Linked DNA regions of Homo sapiens: region 2 is linked to region 1. The links are chromatin contacts, found by Hi-C in ENCODE. All regions are on one chromosome and are shown on one strand. Each heading gives the region's core, a stretch centred on a gene start or an enhancer-like site at or near the end of the contact. The rest is flanking DNA. Distances are from core to core; before and after follow the strand shown. Region 1 overlaps DCHS1 (dachsous cadherin-related 1). Region 2 holds the start of OR2AG2 (olfactory receptor family 2 subfamily AG member 2).

What was found. Hi-C counts contacts between places; a loop is a spot of excess contacts on that map. Pooled maps may share reads with other maps.
Region 2: a pooled map shows a loop between it and region 1 (2.0-fold over the local background). The contact joins the promoter of OR2AG2 here to the enhancer-like site in region 1. A Hi-C loop is called at or near these places in 1 of 50 pooled maps.

Annotation. Positions count from the first base shown.
Region 1 is chr11:6,642,676-6,650,379 of GRCh38, forward strand. The region is part of intron 1 of DCHS1 (dachsous cadherin-related 1); the gene reads right to left. Among named protein-coding and RNA genes, the nearest start is that of DCHS1, 9.3 kb to the right of the region's middle. RefSeq lists an enhancer at 4,481-4,981. Within about 2 kb of position 4,321, at least 25 of the 41 ENCODE cell types and tissues checked have a DNase peak (open chromatin) inside an H3K27ac peak, as active enhancers do.
Region 2 is chr11:6,766,313-6,774,016 of GRCh38, forward strand. It overlaps OR2AG2 (olfactory receptor family 2 subfamily AG member 2), which reads right to left and starts at 5,664. Exons shown (of 2, transcript NM_001004490.2): 1 at 5,310-5,664; 2 at 1-3,182. The coding sequence starts at 2,645. The coding sequence ends at 1,695.

The sequences.
Region 1 (7,704 bases), core at 3,071-5,570:
AGAGGGTATGAAATGAGACAGGGACTTGTAAGCTGTATTGAAGATTTTGACATTATCCTAAAGGCAAATGGAAGCCACTAAAGCACTTCAAGGAGGAGTGCCAGAATATGACCTATATTTTGTGAAGATGGCTATTGCAGTCCTTTGGAAAGCAAAGATCACGCAGATTGGACAGTGAGGAGGCACTTATGGGCATCCAGGAGATGACACTGCTTTGATGGTAACTTGGGTGAGTGTAAGCAATGAACATGGCGAGAAGTGGATAGGTCTCTGGTGGGGTTCAGGAAGTAGAGAGGCCGGGCTTGCTGACTGTTTGAAGTGAGGGGAAGAAGGATTGGGAGAAGTCAAGGATGATGCGCACATTTCTGACCTGAACTACCAGCTGGATAAAGGTGTCCTTAACCGCTCAGAAAGAAAAAGAGGCGGGGCAAGGAACCAGAGAGGGGTGGTGCCTCTGAGTCTAAGGGAGGTTTCAAATGATGCTTAAGATCAGGAAGGAAATGCCCCGGAGCCCCTTACTCTAGTGACTAAGAAGAATCTGTGGATAAGTGAGAGCACAGACTGAAGATGGGATGTAGTCACCAGAGGAAAGAGGGACATTCAGAAGCTATCGCCCTTTCTGAAAGATTTTTTCATTTCCCCCATTTTCTCACTTCTCACACTCTCCTCCCTCTACGCAGTGAGGCTTCCTTTCTTGTGACATTGCTTTCACTAAGCTTCCAAACATCTCCATGTTCTATGTTGGCGGCCACCTGTTTATCTTCCTTTTATCGGGTTATTCTGGAACTCTGAAACACTGATCACTGGCTCCTTGAAATCTCTTCTCCTCGGTTTCACACTGTGACCCCCACCTCTTATTTCCATCATGCTTCCCTGCCCACTCCTCTGTCTCCTTTGCAAGTTCTTTTTCCTCTGCCCACTCCTTCACAATTGGTGCTTTTCGGGGTTCAGTCCTGGGCAGTGTCTTTTCCCACTCTCCATACTCTGCCTGCGTGATCTTATCCACTCCCATGCCTTCAGTTCAAAGGTATCAATCATTTTTTATGTGCCATCTATTTGCTAATGACTTTCCAATCTCCAGCTCCAGCTCTGAAGACCTCTGGAGACACATGTCCAGCCATATACTGGGCTTCAGTATCCCCAGTCATCACCTCAAACTGCTTCCCCTCCATTCCTTTTCCTGTGAATAGGGCCACCATCCATCCAGGTGTCCAACTAGCAATCCAGAAGCTCTCCTTGTGTCCTTGCTTATCCTCAGTCCTGATTTCCAATTAGTCATGTAAACCCCACCACTTCAACTAGACATGTCTCAGGTCTTTCTTGTTTCTCCAAATTGCCACATCCCAGTCCGAACATCTCTCCTTGTGATTCCTGCAACAGCTCCTCACTGGTCTTCCACTTACTGGCTTGGACCTTCTGATCCATCTCCACCTGACTGGAGATACCTACACAACTCTCACCAAACCACTCCTGATGAAAGGTTTCCACTGGTTCCCATAACTGACAGCAGAAAACAAATGCCCCTCTACGGAAAGAAAGGCAACCACACAAACTTATGTCTATAGCATCAAGAGGTTCATGGACACTAACTAGGTATAGAACTTCTGATCTACAAGATAAAGTCCTTAACATGTCTTCATGATCTGAGCCCTGCCAACTTCTCCATGGTCCCTCACCTTTACTTCCCCCACCATACCTTGCACTCCAACATGAAATCTATTACCATGCTCCTTCCTAACTCCTCACCTTGTATTTGCTACTGTTTTGTCATGAGATAACCTCTAAAAATCCTCTCCACAAAATCACTCCCTCCTGCCTGTGCAGAGCCTATTATACACACTACTGGGCTCTCATTACTTTTGGTAAACACTGACAATAAATTGCACAGCAGCCTCGATTTGTTCATGTGTCTGCCCTCTGCACTGGATTGGAGACTCCTTGAGGGCAGTGACAGGTCTTGGTTAGCCTCTTGATTCTCCAGCATTTAGTAGAGTTATAGCAAGAGCAGGCAGCCCGTGCTAAATGAATGGTCAGAGCCTCATGCTTCCACACCACCATACTCACGTAACACACTCAGAGAGACACATCCATGGTCATGCCAACTGAGACAACACACACAAACACATGTGAGCCCAGGACCCTGAGGCCCCTCGGTCAGTCCTGTGACTACACAAACCTGTTCTCAGGTCTTTACAGATTTGCTGTGCTGTAGGACTTCCTTTCCACAGAGAGAGGTGGGTTTCTGACTCCCCTACTTACACTTCTGACCCACCTCCTCTCTCCCATCTGTGTGAAGCAACAAAAAGAGCAGGGGCTTTGGAGCTTGGACTGGGTTTGAGCCCCAGGCTGCGCATTATGTCCGTAATCTGTAAAATGGCTATGCTGACACCTATCCTGTGGGGTTTTGTGAAAATTAGAAACAATGTAAGAAAGGAACACAGAGCTGGGTATTTGCTAGACTCTCTTTCATTAATTCCCAGCACCATCCCCTGATAGGCCCCCTCTCTGCCTTCATCCCAGCTTCAGAATGCTGGGGTTGTATGTGTGCCACATGGAATAACAGGTCAGAGGGATTCAGAACAAGGAGGTCAGGGTGAACCCAGGCCTGATCTGAAGAAGGGAGAGGATGAGAGTACAAGGATGGTTCCAGGGCCCAGATCAGGGATCTAAGCCCAAAGGCTGGGCTAGGGGTCAAGGGGTAAGAATGGCTCTATTGATTTAATCAGTTAGTGGAGAGAAAGCAGTCATGGTTTGGAGGGAGGGAAGATAATAGTGAGGCCAATGTGCTTATCATACTCTGTATTATAGTTACCTGTCTTCCTACCCAGACAAGTAGCTGTTTGTGAGCCCAGACTGTATTTTCTTCATCTTTGTATGTAGCATGGAGCACAGCATATAGTACATGATAAACACGTTTTCTGAATGAAGCAATCTATGAATGGTTTGAGATAAATCTCAGGTGAATGATCAGACTTCAAGAGGAGAGACTCATGTCCAGGCAGATGCCCTGTGTGAAAACAACTCCTTCTCTCAACCTGTGCTCCTACCACTGCAAACTCTTGCAGAACACTTTCACGGTGGACACGCAAAGGTGCACACTCACAAAGTCACAGCCCCATGCACTGCCTGGCACTCTCTCTCATGCTGTCAGGCTTACGAAGATGCATTCCCATGCAGGCAGATGCACATGCACACAGGTACATTCAACACATGCTCATACACACGTGCGCAGAGGCTTGCTTTAACATACACAGCCAGTGCACACACACAGAGACCCTTTCACATATATACACAGAAGCACATTTTCCACACAGATGAGCCTATTCCTTCACATGGAACCCACCCCCACACGTATGCAGGCATACATACACACACACAGAAAGACACTTTCTCATGGCCCTCACACCAAGAGGCATGTTCACACCCTCTGATATGCCCCCACATACACACACACACCCACCCTCCACACACACCCACCCTCCACACACACAGGCCCAGTGTCACGTATGCACAGACTGACAAGGCGAGCATGCACTCACACTTGAAGACCCACCCACACGCAGGCATGCTCTCGCACATGCTGCCGGGGCACTCGTGGTCAGCTCTGCGGCTGCAGCTGTGACCTCCAGGTCCCTGGGGCCTCTGTCTGGACTGTGCCTCATCACTTCCTGCTGCAAGCCTTCCAGTTCCAAACTCGAACTCCAGACTCTCTCCCGAGACCGTCTCATGCTCGCTCCAGCTCTCCCCTGCACCATCTCCCCAAGTCCGTCCAGTGTTTCTCACTCCTCTTCCCTGAGATTGGCTCCTCCTCCCTGCTCTTGTATCTTTCCCCATCCAGGTCTGTCCCATCCCTTCCCCAGATCTGGCCTGCCCCTCCATCTTGTCTCTTTCCCCAGCATATGCTGCCTCCTGCCTAGATCTGTCTTCTTCCTTCTTCCAAATCTGTCATGGCTCTTCTCCCACCTGATTCTGCCTTGCTACGTGCCCTCACTCTGTCCCCGGTCCTGCTACTTGGTCCTCTGACTCCATCCTGCTCTCCTCCTCCATCCCCACATCTGGGCCTCTGGAACCACAGCTGGTTCTCATTAGGAGGGGGAGGGGCAAGACTGTTCATTGGGGCCTGAAACGTGATGTCAATTCCCCCTCCCTCACCAACAGAGCTTCCCTCACACCCCCAGCCTGTGTGTCTACAGGACCTGGAAGCAGGGGGAACATGGGAGAGGAAAGAGAGGTGGGCTGGGGGGGAGGAGCAGGGGGACTACAAGGGAAGGGGGTGCTCCAGGAGGAAGTAGAGGAGTGGCCCGAGGCGCTGAAGGGGAAACAGGCTGGGGGAGCTGGCACCACCCAGGCCTCCTCCCTCAACTTCCTGTCCCAGGGCCAGCGAGGGGCAGAAAGACAACAGGGGTGAGGAGGGGCGCCACAAAAGGTAGATGGGCTAGAAGTGGAGGAAGAAGAGGGTAGCCTCAGTGAGCAAAGGGGTGAGGATACAGGGCCAGGCATAAAAGAAAGAGGAAGTGAGAAGAGGTTCTGGTAGGGGGATGACAGGGAACAAGACTGAGGGAGAGTGACTGTGTATGGCAGAGGAAAGAGGGAGCAGAGCTAATTCAGAAAGGGGAGGTGAGTTGAGGCAGGAACAGCCACAGCCCCACCGGTGCGTGCTGGGCCAGAGCTGGAAGAAGGAGGAGGGGGCTCAGGAGGGAGGAGGAGACAGCTAACAAACTAGCTTCCCTGGATATCCCTGGGACAGCCCCATAGGACAGTGGCCAGAGCAGTGCCCGGGCCTGGCTCTGTCCCTCCTGAGGACTGGTTCCCAGGAAGCACTCCAGGGAGAAGCTGAGGACAGATGTGAGCAAAAGAGGCAGAGGAAAAGTCTATTTTCTGAGCTTTTATGGTGCGCTGGGCCCTGTGCCAAGCAGCTCACAGACAGTATCTCATTTAATCACCATAACAACCCTGTGAGGAAGGAATCCCGGCTTCCATTTTCAAACAAGGAAATTGAGACTCAGAGTGAAACAATTTTCCTGAGTTAACACAGCCTTAATTTGGTCGCAGGACTATGTAGTCTATGTTGCCTGAGATTCAGGGAGGAGAGAAAGATGGAGAGAATAAGAAATTACAGGGAAGTTGAGGGGACAGAGTCCTCACAGGGCAAGGGAGGCCTGAAAAAGGAAGAGAATCTGGAGGAGAGAGGTGAAGAATGAGGCCTCTGGGAGAGTCCAGGTTAGCAGCGGTGAGGCTGAGGATACAGACATGAAAGATGTGAGGAGGTGAAGGTAAGAAGACTTGGTCACTGACTCTCCAGGAAGATGAGGGAGTGGAAGGACTCTAGACTTCGGCCTGCCTACCAGGGTTCTGGCCAGGTTACTAAAGTGGTTCCATTTGGACACTGCAGAGGAAAAGCCATTTTGGGGGGTGACTGTTGGGATCCCCATGTGAAGATATTCAAGCACAGCTGGGTTTGCAAGCCTGCAGCTTAGCATAGAGACCAGGGTTGGAGATGTGGATTTGGACAAATCATGGGGTAACTGAAAGCTGTGGCCTTAGAGACTCCATCAGATAGAATGTGTAGAGTGAGCAGAGAGTCTTGGACAGAACCCTGAGAACTAGTTACATTAAGCAGTAGGTTGAAGAGACCTTTATTCTTCCTGGGGGCAGTATCACAGAAGTTAAGGGAGAAAACATTTCAAAAAAGAAAGGGATCGATAATGTCCAATGCTGCTGAGAATTCAAGTAAGATAAGGGCTGAGAAGTGGACACTAAATTTAGCAGTGAGGAGGTCTCTAGTGATCGTGGAGAAAATTGTGCCAGAAGAGTACTAAGGGTGCAAGCCTCTTGCAGTGGGAAATGAGAAAGAATGGATCAACCAATAGCTAGCCATAGAGCAGACATCAGCATGGATTCATTCACCAATACATGCTTACTACACCCCTAGAATAGGGAGACAATATATCATAGCAAGGCAGGACAGGATAGTGGTTAAGATGCAGACTCCAGGGCCAAGCCAGCTGGATTTGGTTCCCAGTTTCACTTACTGGCTGTGTGACCTTGGGCAAGCCACTTAGTTTCTCAGTGCTTCCATTTCCTCATTTATAAATAAGGACAATAATAATACCTACTACATTGTATTTGGCTGTTAGAGTAGTGTCTGGCACATAGTAAGCTTTATAAGTATGTGAGCATGAGATATTATTATAGTGGTTAAGAAGGCAGGCTCGACTGTCAGGCTGGAGTTCAAATCCTGACTCGGCCACTTAAGCATGAGTCTAGGCAAGTTACTAAACATTCTAAGTGTTAGTTTCCTCTTAAACCTCTGGGGTTTAAAGTGCTTACCTTAAATGGTTGATATGAGAGTTAATGAAATAATGCTAACAATAAACATAGCACAATGTCCAGCACACAGTGAACGCTCACTAAATGTTAGCTGCTGCTGTTGTGTGCCACACACACACAGTAACTCTGCAGTAAGTGTTATTTCACAGATGAGGAAACTGAGGGCTCAAAGAAGGTAGCAGAGAGACATTTAGAATGATCTAGAATGCAGTCCTGACAGACTCCAAAGCTAGTGCTTTCTGTTAGACCACACTGCTTGCCTGCTGGAGGGCTCGGGATGCTCTGATAAAAGCTCATATAACTGGTCAGGCAGCAAAGCAGGGAAGGAGAATGATCAAAGTTCTGTTTTAGGAGAATACATCTGGCAGTGTGTGCAGGGTGGGTGAGAGGAGGAGGAGCTCAATGTTGAGACAATTGTCAGTCCAGGTGAGCATGGGGGCAGGTGGTAAGAGAGGGGAAGGAACATGGAGGATGACTGGAGGCCTCCAGGAGACAAAGAAAAAATGGAGAGGGGAGAGGAGGTCGTAGGGTACACATGTGAAGTGATTCATTGATAAATCTGTTATTCAACAAATACTTGTTGAAGACTTACCATGTGCCAAATGCCATACTAAGCCCTAGAGATAGAGGTGACGTGGACAGATCAAGTCCTTTCCTTCATGATGTTCACAGGTAGGGAGACTCGGCAGGGACGGGCAGGGCAGGGTGAGGGAGCTGGGGCACGGGGTAGTGACATGCAGCAAGGGTTGCCCTAAATTCTGACCCTGACAATCAGGGTCTAGGCTGTAGAAGAGGCCAGCAAGGCCAGAGCTAGCAGAAAAGTTGGAGATGTAGCAACCAGAATGTTGAAGGAGAAGAACAAATTTGGAAAAGTGGGAAGCTGAGGGTAGGACAGCATAGTAGAGGGGCTGAGATGGTAGAAGTAAAATTAACTAAGTTAATAGCTGAACACTTAATAATTTTCCTTCTGAATCCCCAAAACAACTCTCTTAAGGAGATACTGCTACCTCCATTTTCACCTGATGAAAGGGGAGCTCAAAGAAGCTAAGTCATCCAGGCCATAAATAGTGTGTCTGGAAAGTCTAAAGTGTGGCTCCCTCTCCCCTCTTTCTTCTCTTTCTTCCTTTCCTTCTTTCTCTCTCACCATCCATATAAGAGGTGTGTTCTAGGCTCTGAGAGATAACAAGCTTCTTCTATCCAGTAGCTTAGAAAGAGAAAAAAATAACAAGGACACTGCAGCATACTAAGTGAGCAGAGAAGGGCTTGGAAGTTCCAGGTGGACCTCCTGGAGGAGGTGCCCTTTCACCAGGAGACACAGGGAAATGGAAGCCCCTCCCAAGTGGCAGTGGTTGAAAGTGGCCTGGTGTCAGAAGG
Region 2 (7,704 bases), core at 4,414-6,913, 120 kb after region 1:
GCAAGGAAGAAGATTCACCAAATTTCAAATGGAAAAAACACAGGACCTTCATCATCATGGACATTTAAATTCAGTAAAATGCATATATGTGCAACAAAAAAGAAAAATTTATAAGTGATTTTTGATTTATTCTAATTTTTTTAATTTTCTCAGTTTTTATAACAAAGTTGGATTAATTTTATAGATTAGCTTTATCTTTTATTTTTTATGGTTTAGCTTTATAGATTAAATAATGTAATATTATTTCTATAAAGAAAACAAGAATTATTGTGTTTTGACAAAGCACTATTCTCAAGAATAATAACACCTATGTAAGCCAAGATATTTTGGGAATTCTGCATTCAACAAATTTAAGTTCCCAAATTTTGCTATAAATCTTCCCACACTGATGAGTAGAATAAAAAAAATAAGGCTTATTTAGGCTAGCTAGAAAGCAAATTATAAATTTTATACTTCCTTTTCTATGGAAACACACATGTACATACACTCACCTCAAGAATATAACCTCTTTCAATTGTTTTAATGTTTAAAAACACATTCACATATCTGCAAGTCCACATTTTAAAAAACTTAGACAATATTCCCAACAAATTTCTCTCATTGTTATTGTACTCACTTTAAAACTGGTACTTTCAATTCTATTTTATTCATTCTTTATTTTAGTTTTAATTTTAGGCAATGTAAAAATGCCCATTTTCAAAAAGACTGTCAAAATTTCCAAGTAGAAATATCTTTCTTTATCCTTTTCCATTCTTTCTTTCTATTTATTTATTTATTTATTGAAACGGAGTCTCTCTCTGTTGCTCAGGCTGGAGTGCAGTGGCGCGATCTCAGCTCACTGCGACCTCCGCCTCCCAGGGTCAAGCAATTCTCCTGCCTCAGCCTCCCGAGTAGCTGGGATTACAGGCACCCACAACTATGCCCCGCTCATTTTTGTATTTTTAGTAGAGACCCGGGTTCCACACGTTGGCCAGGCTGGTCTTGAACTCCTTACCTCAGGTGATCTGCCCACCTCAGCCTCCCAAAGTGCTTGGATTACAGGCGTGAGCTACTGCGCCTGGCCACACTCTTTCAATGTAATTATTTATCATTACTCAAGTAACCAATGTGAAGGTCCCTTAGGTCTAGAGTACAAATGCAGTCACATAACTCTTATTCATTTCCACTAACTGCTCAAATAATCATCTACTTAATAAACAGGAAGTCTAATATATCTTCTGAAAATTCTTCCCTCTATTAGTAGTTTAAGAATCTGCTTCAAAGGGAGTAGTCCTCCTCTGATGCTGAGAGGCTATTGGAATTTGGTCAGTCCAAAACTACTGCTGCTTCTCACTGCTATGTGATGTTAAAATGGAAAGCTAATCCCCTACCATGTCTACTTGGTAATGTGTCAGGACGATGCCTACCACAGAGTGAGTCTACAACACCCATTCAAGGCTTTTCCCCCATCTGGTTATTTTTATAACATGGGTTTCCAAAGTCAGGATGATGTGTGCCAAATGAGTTTAACTCAAGATCATTGTACACACCAGATTCACAGTTGAAAATAAAAGTAAAATTTAAAAAATGTATCTATCATCTCAGAGTACAGTATTGAAGAATGAGTGAGTAGAGAATTTTATTTGGAGCAGGAATGAGTGAGTAGAGAATTTTATCTGGAGGAGGAATGGTGAGAGGCAAGCCATGATCCTTCCCTAGAGCGTGGAATGTGCCAGCAGTATGTATTTTCCCAGGACCCTCCTCAAGGCCCGCATGACCTCCTTATTCCTCAGGCTGTAGATGAGTGGATTCAGGGCTGGAGTGACAATTGTGTAGAAAACAGAGATGATGTTGTCTTGTTTGGGGCTGTGGAAGGAACTGGGCAAGACATACATGAATGTGGCAGCTCCATAGAACATCCCGACCACAATCAGGTGGGAAGAGCAGGTGACAAGGGCTTTCTTCCTCCCCTCATTTGATGGCATACGAAGCACAGTGAATAGGACTAGTGTGTAGGAGGCCACAATGGCAGAAATGGGGAGCAAGAGGAAAGTCACACCTGTCACGTATATTATAAGCTCATACCTGGAGGTATCAGCACAGGCCAACTTCAGCAAGGGTGGGATCTCACAGAGCAGATGCCTGATTTCCCAGGACACACAGAAAGGGAGGTGCATAGTGTACATGGTATGTCCTATAGCAATCAGGGATGCCAGGATCCAGGATGTGGCCACCATGATCCAGCAGACTCTTGGGCTCATGAGGGTCATGTATTTCAGAGGATGACAAATGGCCACATACCTGTCATAGGCCATGAAGGCCAGTAGGAGGTCCTCAGCGCTACCCATTGTCAGTGCCAGGAACATCTGAAGTGCACAGCCTCCAAAGGAGATAGTGTTTTCTCTGCGCAGAAAGTCCGCAAGGGCCTTGGGAGTGACAACAGATGTGAACAGGAGGTCCATGAGAGAGAGCTGCCCAAGCAGGAGGTACATGGGCATGTGGAGCCGGGCTTCTATGGTGATGGCCAGGAGCAGCAGACCATTGCTGGTCAGTGCCAACATGTATAGGATTGTAAATGTAGCATAGAGCAGTTCAGGAGACCCACTGTCATTCAGAATCCCCACCAAGATGAAGCCGCTTCCCAAGGTGGAGTTCCGGAGCTCCATGATGTGTTTTTTTAGTTGCCTAGAACCAAATATATTATCAGTGGAAGCTTTTCTAAAGGTGTTCACTCTAGCTTTGGATTGTTCTAGGTCACTGTGCATTGGCCAATAGGAATCCCATAATATGATATATTTTCCATTTCTTAGTATGCCTCTGATTTCTGAATGCTTTTATTGAAATAAACCATCAGCTAAACTGGTATCAGGTATTTTGACATGTTGTTAATAGTAATCATTTAGAAATCCCTTCAAATAAGGTATCCTGAAGAATAAGCCCAAGCAAACATCTTTGTAGATAGATGAAAGCATCTCTTTCTTCACAATGAACAAATATACTGGGGATTGGTTTAAGATCTAGCTATTTTTCTGCTTAAAATGTAGTTGGAATTCCAATTCAGTTTTTAAAATTTTATTTATAAAAAACCTCTTTGCTGTCTTCTCCCTTAAACCAGTCTCATTGTTGTTGATTACTTTCCTCAGTAGGAGAATCTCTGGGTTCTTGGGCTGCTTGATCACCTGGACTCTTCAAGTGCTGCTCTGCTGGAGGGAAAGAGAATTCTGGGCTGAATTTAACAGTCATGGCGGTATCGATTCTAGAGGTAAATCTAGAGGAACAGTACAAAAGGTGTTTGCTGAGATAATAAGATGTTTTCTCAGAAACAGGCAGGAATAAAGGCAATACATGAGATTTGTGGTGGCATGGCAGGTGTTTGTGTTTAGGGCACATGATACAAGGGGTGAGCTACAAAGGAGGAGACATTGTAGAAACGGCCCAAAGCAATAGCGTTACCTGTGAGCCACAGCAACACACACAAGGTGAGAAGAAGATTTCTCCCCACAAATCTTAGGAATACAAGGAAAATGGTGTTTCTGCTGAACCCTGAATCCATATGATAGCTCTGCTGCTAGGGGTTGGGGAGGAGGAGTGGAGTGTGAGGTCCATGTGGGACAGCGTTCACTTGGCTCGCTTTTTGTGAATGCAGTTTTTTCACAGTCGGATGGAAGACTTAGGAGGCCTTTTGGAAGAGACAAATAATTCTTGATCAAATTATTCATCTTTCCCTTCCATAATCTGCACCTACTTCTCCAACTATCCATTTATGTCCCTATCCTGGTCAACTCAGAGTTAGAACCTTTAAGTGGTAAGGTCATACAAAAACCTGACATTGGAAGGCGCATCTGATCCTGCTCCTTTCATTCATTCAATAAATATTTACTAAGGACCTATGATATCTCAGGCACTGCACTTGGGCAACTGTGTAGATGTGAAAAATCGATCCCACAAACACCTACATACATCCAGTGAAAAAAAAATACATGAAAGAAAATACACTAGGAGAACATATAAGTGAGTTTTCAGGAAAGGATTCACCAAGGAAGTGGTATACAGACTAAAGGCTGAGGATAAATAGGAGGTGGCTAAATCAAAATGGGTCAGGATATAATTAAAAAAAAAAAAGTGAGGGATGGTACCGTGAAAGTCAGAACCTTAAAATACAGTACATGAATGTCCTCCTTGCACTTTTGCCCAGTGAAGTCTGGACAAGAAACCCCCAGAAAAATACCCTGTATAAAACTGTGTTTCACCACGCAATGTAGTCTAAGAATTTTCTCCTGCCTTACAAAATCAAAACTATAATTTTAACCTAGGAACCACTGACCCACTGACCGGAAAACCTTATTTGTCTGTTGACAACAAAAACACAAGTCCAAAGTCAATTCTAAGCACTATTTCTGCTAAATATTAGATTTGAAATGCCTTCATTTTTCTTGAATAAAAAGATGAATGGACAGGTAAATAAAAGGAGGAACATAATTAGCTGGGCACATTCTTCTAGCTTCCTGCACCAGATGTTTGGACAGGATTTCAAAGAGAAGAAAAATCAGGGCTTGGGTAAGGTGGTGTAACCAGGACTCAGGATCCTACATACCTACCTCCTCCCTCTGATACGGGACTATTGTTTTCCCTTCTTTCCATTTACTGAGTTCTCTCTGGGGTCATCTAAAGGGAAAGGCCAGAGAACACACACTGGGCCTACAGAGGAAGAGCTTCATTCTGGAAAACTGCTGGTGGTTGCGGGTATTTCAAACCAAGAGAAGTCAGCAGAGGCTGATATTAAGAGGCATTGCTATAGTTTATGGAAAATGGTCAGTCAATTAACAAGGTAGAGCTAAATTTTTGGAAGTATATTTTATAAGTTTTTCTTTTTCATCTCTGCTCAGTATATTTATTTTTTGTATTTACTTCATTTGGCTTTTTGTGTGGCACTGGACTTAGCGCCAAGCAGTCCTGCAGGGGAAAGGCACTTCAGCATATTTTAGATAGTCCTCCTTTGAGGTACTATTCATTTGGGGACTCACATCAAACTACTGGAGGCCAGGAAAATCTAGATGTAACAAAGGTAAGTACTGAGACTTTTACCAGGAGGCCATCATCAGGAATTCTAGGAACTCACGGCTGGCCAATGGCATAGAATTATTTTGGTTGTTCCTACATGTGCAAGATGGGTACATGTACAAGGTTGATAAGATATAGATGGGAGTGAGTGAATCATAAAGCCTGAGGAACTAGAGAATCTGAGAAGGAGAGCAGTGTAAGGTCTTGACCCTGTTTCTCAGGACTTCCAGACTTCCCATATTGCCTTGAAACGGAGACAGAGCCCTTACCTCATATGGGAAGGGGCATAGCTTCCAGGTAAAGAGGTTCAAGAAGCCAAAGAAAGAAAAGTTGCTTCTTCTGGCCAGGATGAATGTAGGTGTGTGTATGGCTGTCTCTAGGATCAGAGATCAAAGGCTCCTCCAGTCACTGGCACTGCAAGTCCTCTCTGGAAGTAGAGATAGATGCAGACAGGCAGCTGAGAACCTAGGGCAGGATCCTGCAGAAGTGAGGAGCTGAATCTCTTCCAAAGTTCTCTCATTCACTGTCCTTGCGAGAAAGTCCTTACTGCTTTGGAATGGTTCTAGCTGAGTTCTTAAGTCCAGGTCCTCAGATTTCATATATTCCCCTCATGCTGTGTTTCATGATAAAAGAGGAGCACAGCAGGAATGTGAGAAAAGAGGTATAAGAAGAGCTGCTTAAAAGAGACCCACCAATGCCCAGCCTTACTGTCTCTGCGCCAACAGTGAGGCCTGTCCTGGGGGAGGGTTCATAGTCTCACCCTCTCAGCTGACATGACCTCCCCTGAAAATATTGCTCCAGGAAATGGGATTTTAATAAATCCCCTTGGGCATGTCTCCTGGCCTGCCATTTCTTCAAACTTTACCACCAAATGAGCTCTGAACCTTGAGGCCTTGTTCTGCCCGCCATGGGCTTGCTGTGTCTCACCACTCATTGGAGTCTAAGATCTTTCTCCTGCCTTACAAAACCAAAACTATAATTTTAACCTAGAAATCACTGACCGGAAAACCAGACAGAGGCTGTTTCTGACAAAATAGATAGTGTCAGTAACCAATCTGAAAAGCAACACCTCCCTGTCCAGCCCTCTGTCCAAAATATAAAGTCTGTCTCATGGGTTCTATAGATGCTGCCACTCACATATCCCTCTTTGTGCCACTAGCCTGGGCTATTACCAACTAGAGGGAGTTAACTATGCTTCTGTTAATATCAGGTCTTCCTTCACTGAGCTTTAATGAGGATCCAGCACTAATTTATTTTTCAGTTCTTTGTTTCTCCTTTCTACTCCCTCTTGTGTGTGTTCATTTGTTCATGGGCCTACATATTCTGTGATCAGTCAGCTGAGCTGCTCAGAGCTTTGGGATGATGACACAGCACCTGCTTGCACTCACTTCTGCTTTTAGTTCAGGCTTTCCCATCTCTCACCCAATTCTGTGCTTAATCTTCCTCATTCTTTAGTATCTCTTTAATCAGCCATTTCACCAGGAAATGCTGAAAATTTCTTCCGGAGTTATCATATCTTTTCTCTTTGAACTTAAAAAAAATAAAAATAAGTTTCCACTTTCTGTTTATATAAAATATATACTCAAAATTATTTCAGAAGTGCAACAGAAGAACTAATATAAAAATCTTTTTATTTTTTAATTATAAAAGGAATGTACTGAAAAGACGGTTTTAAACATGTAAATTATAAGAGCAGCATTATTCACAGTACAATAAAAATTAGAAACGACCTTTATGCCCATCAACAGTGGAATAGATAGATATGCACCAAAGGGTTACTATGTAGGAATCTAAACAAAGGAACCAGAGCATACAACAAAAAAAGCAACTTAGGAAACTAATATTAAGGGAAGCAAGAGACACCTTAGGATTATATATCGTGGTACTTCTTTTGCAGTGTTAAGAACTTAAGTGAAAATAAACTTCCTATAAATATGTGTACATTCAATAAAACTACATATAAATGAAGAAAGAAAATGATGGACATGAAATTTGCGTTAATAGTTATAGTGAAAGGAGGCAGAGAGCTGGACTGCTAAATGTGGTCGAGTCCAAATCTTCTACTACTTGCCACACGACAGCCAATAAGTGGAGAGAAAAGGTGTTGGGGCAAGGAAGACAACTTTATTTCAGAAAGCCAGCAAACTGAGAAGATGGTGGACTAACATCCTAAAGAACTATCTAAAGTTGATTAATTTTTAGGCTCCTTTTATGTTAGAGGGAGGGGGAAAAGGGATGGGGCTAAGACCAGGAGGTGACTGGTGAACACAGATGTCTGGGCATCAGCAAAGGTCTGAGGAGGTGGCAAAACTTCTTTGTTCATGGTCAACTACTTGTCAAGTCCACCTTGTTTCTATAAATCTTTAATCATTGTTACTTGTATGCATACTTCCTTACCTCCTTGGGGGTCTGTTTCAAAAGTGAGAGAGTCATTAGTTCTAAAGTTAAAGTATAATCTAAATTCTTTTTGTGATTGGCTTGGTCCACAGTAGGAATGAGCAAAGGCAGTTAGCTTGTGAGGTCAGAAGTAAGATGGCATCAGCTACATTAGATTTCTCTCACTGTTTCATGACCTTATGGGAAGGTGAGGATATTATCAAGGTCCTAGCTTGCATTCTGGGAGCTGAGTTTATGGTAATAATCAATTAGTCCCTACATACCTGA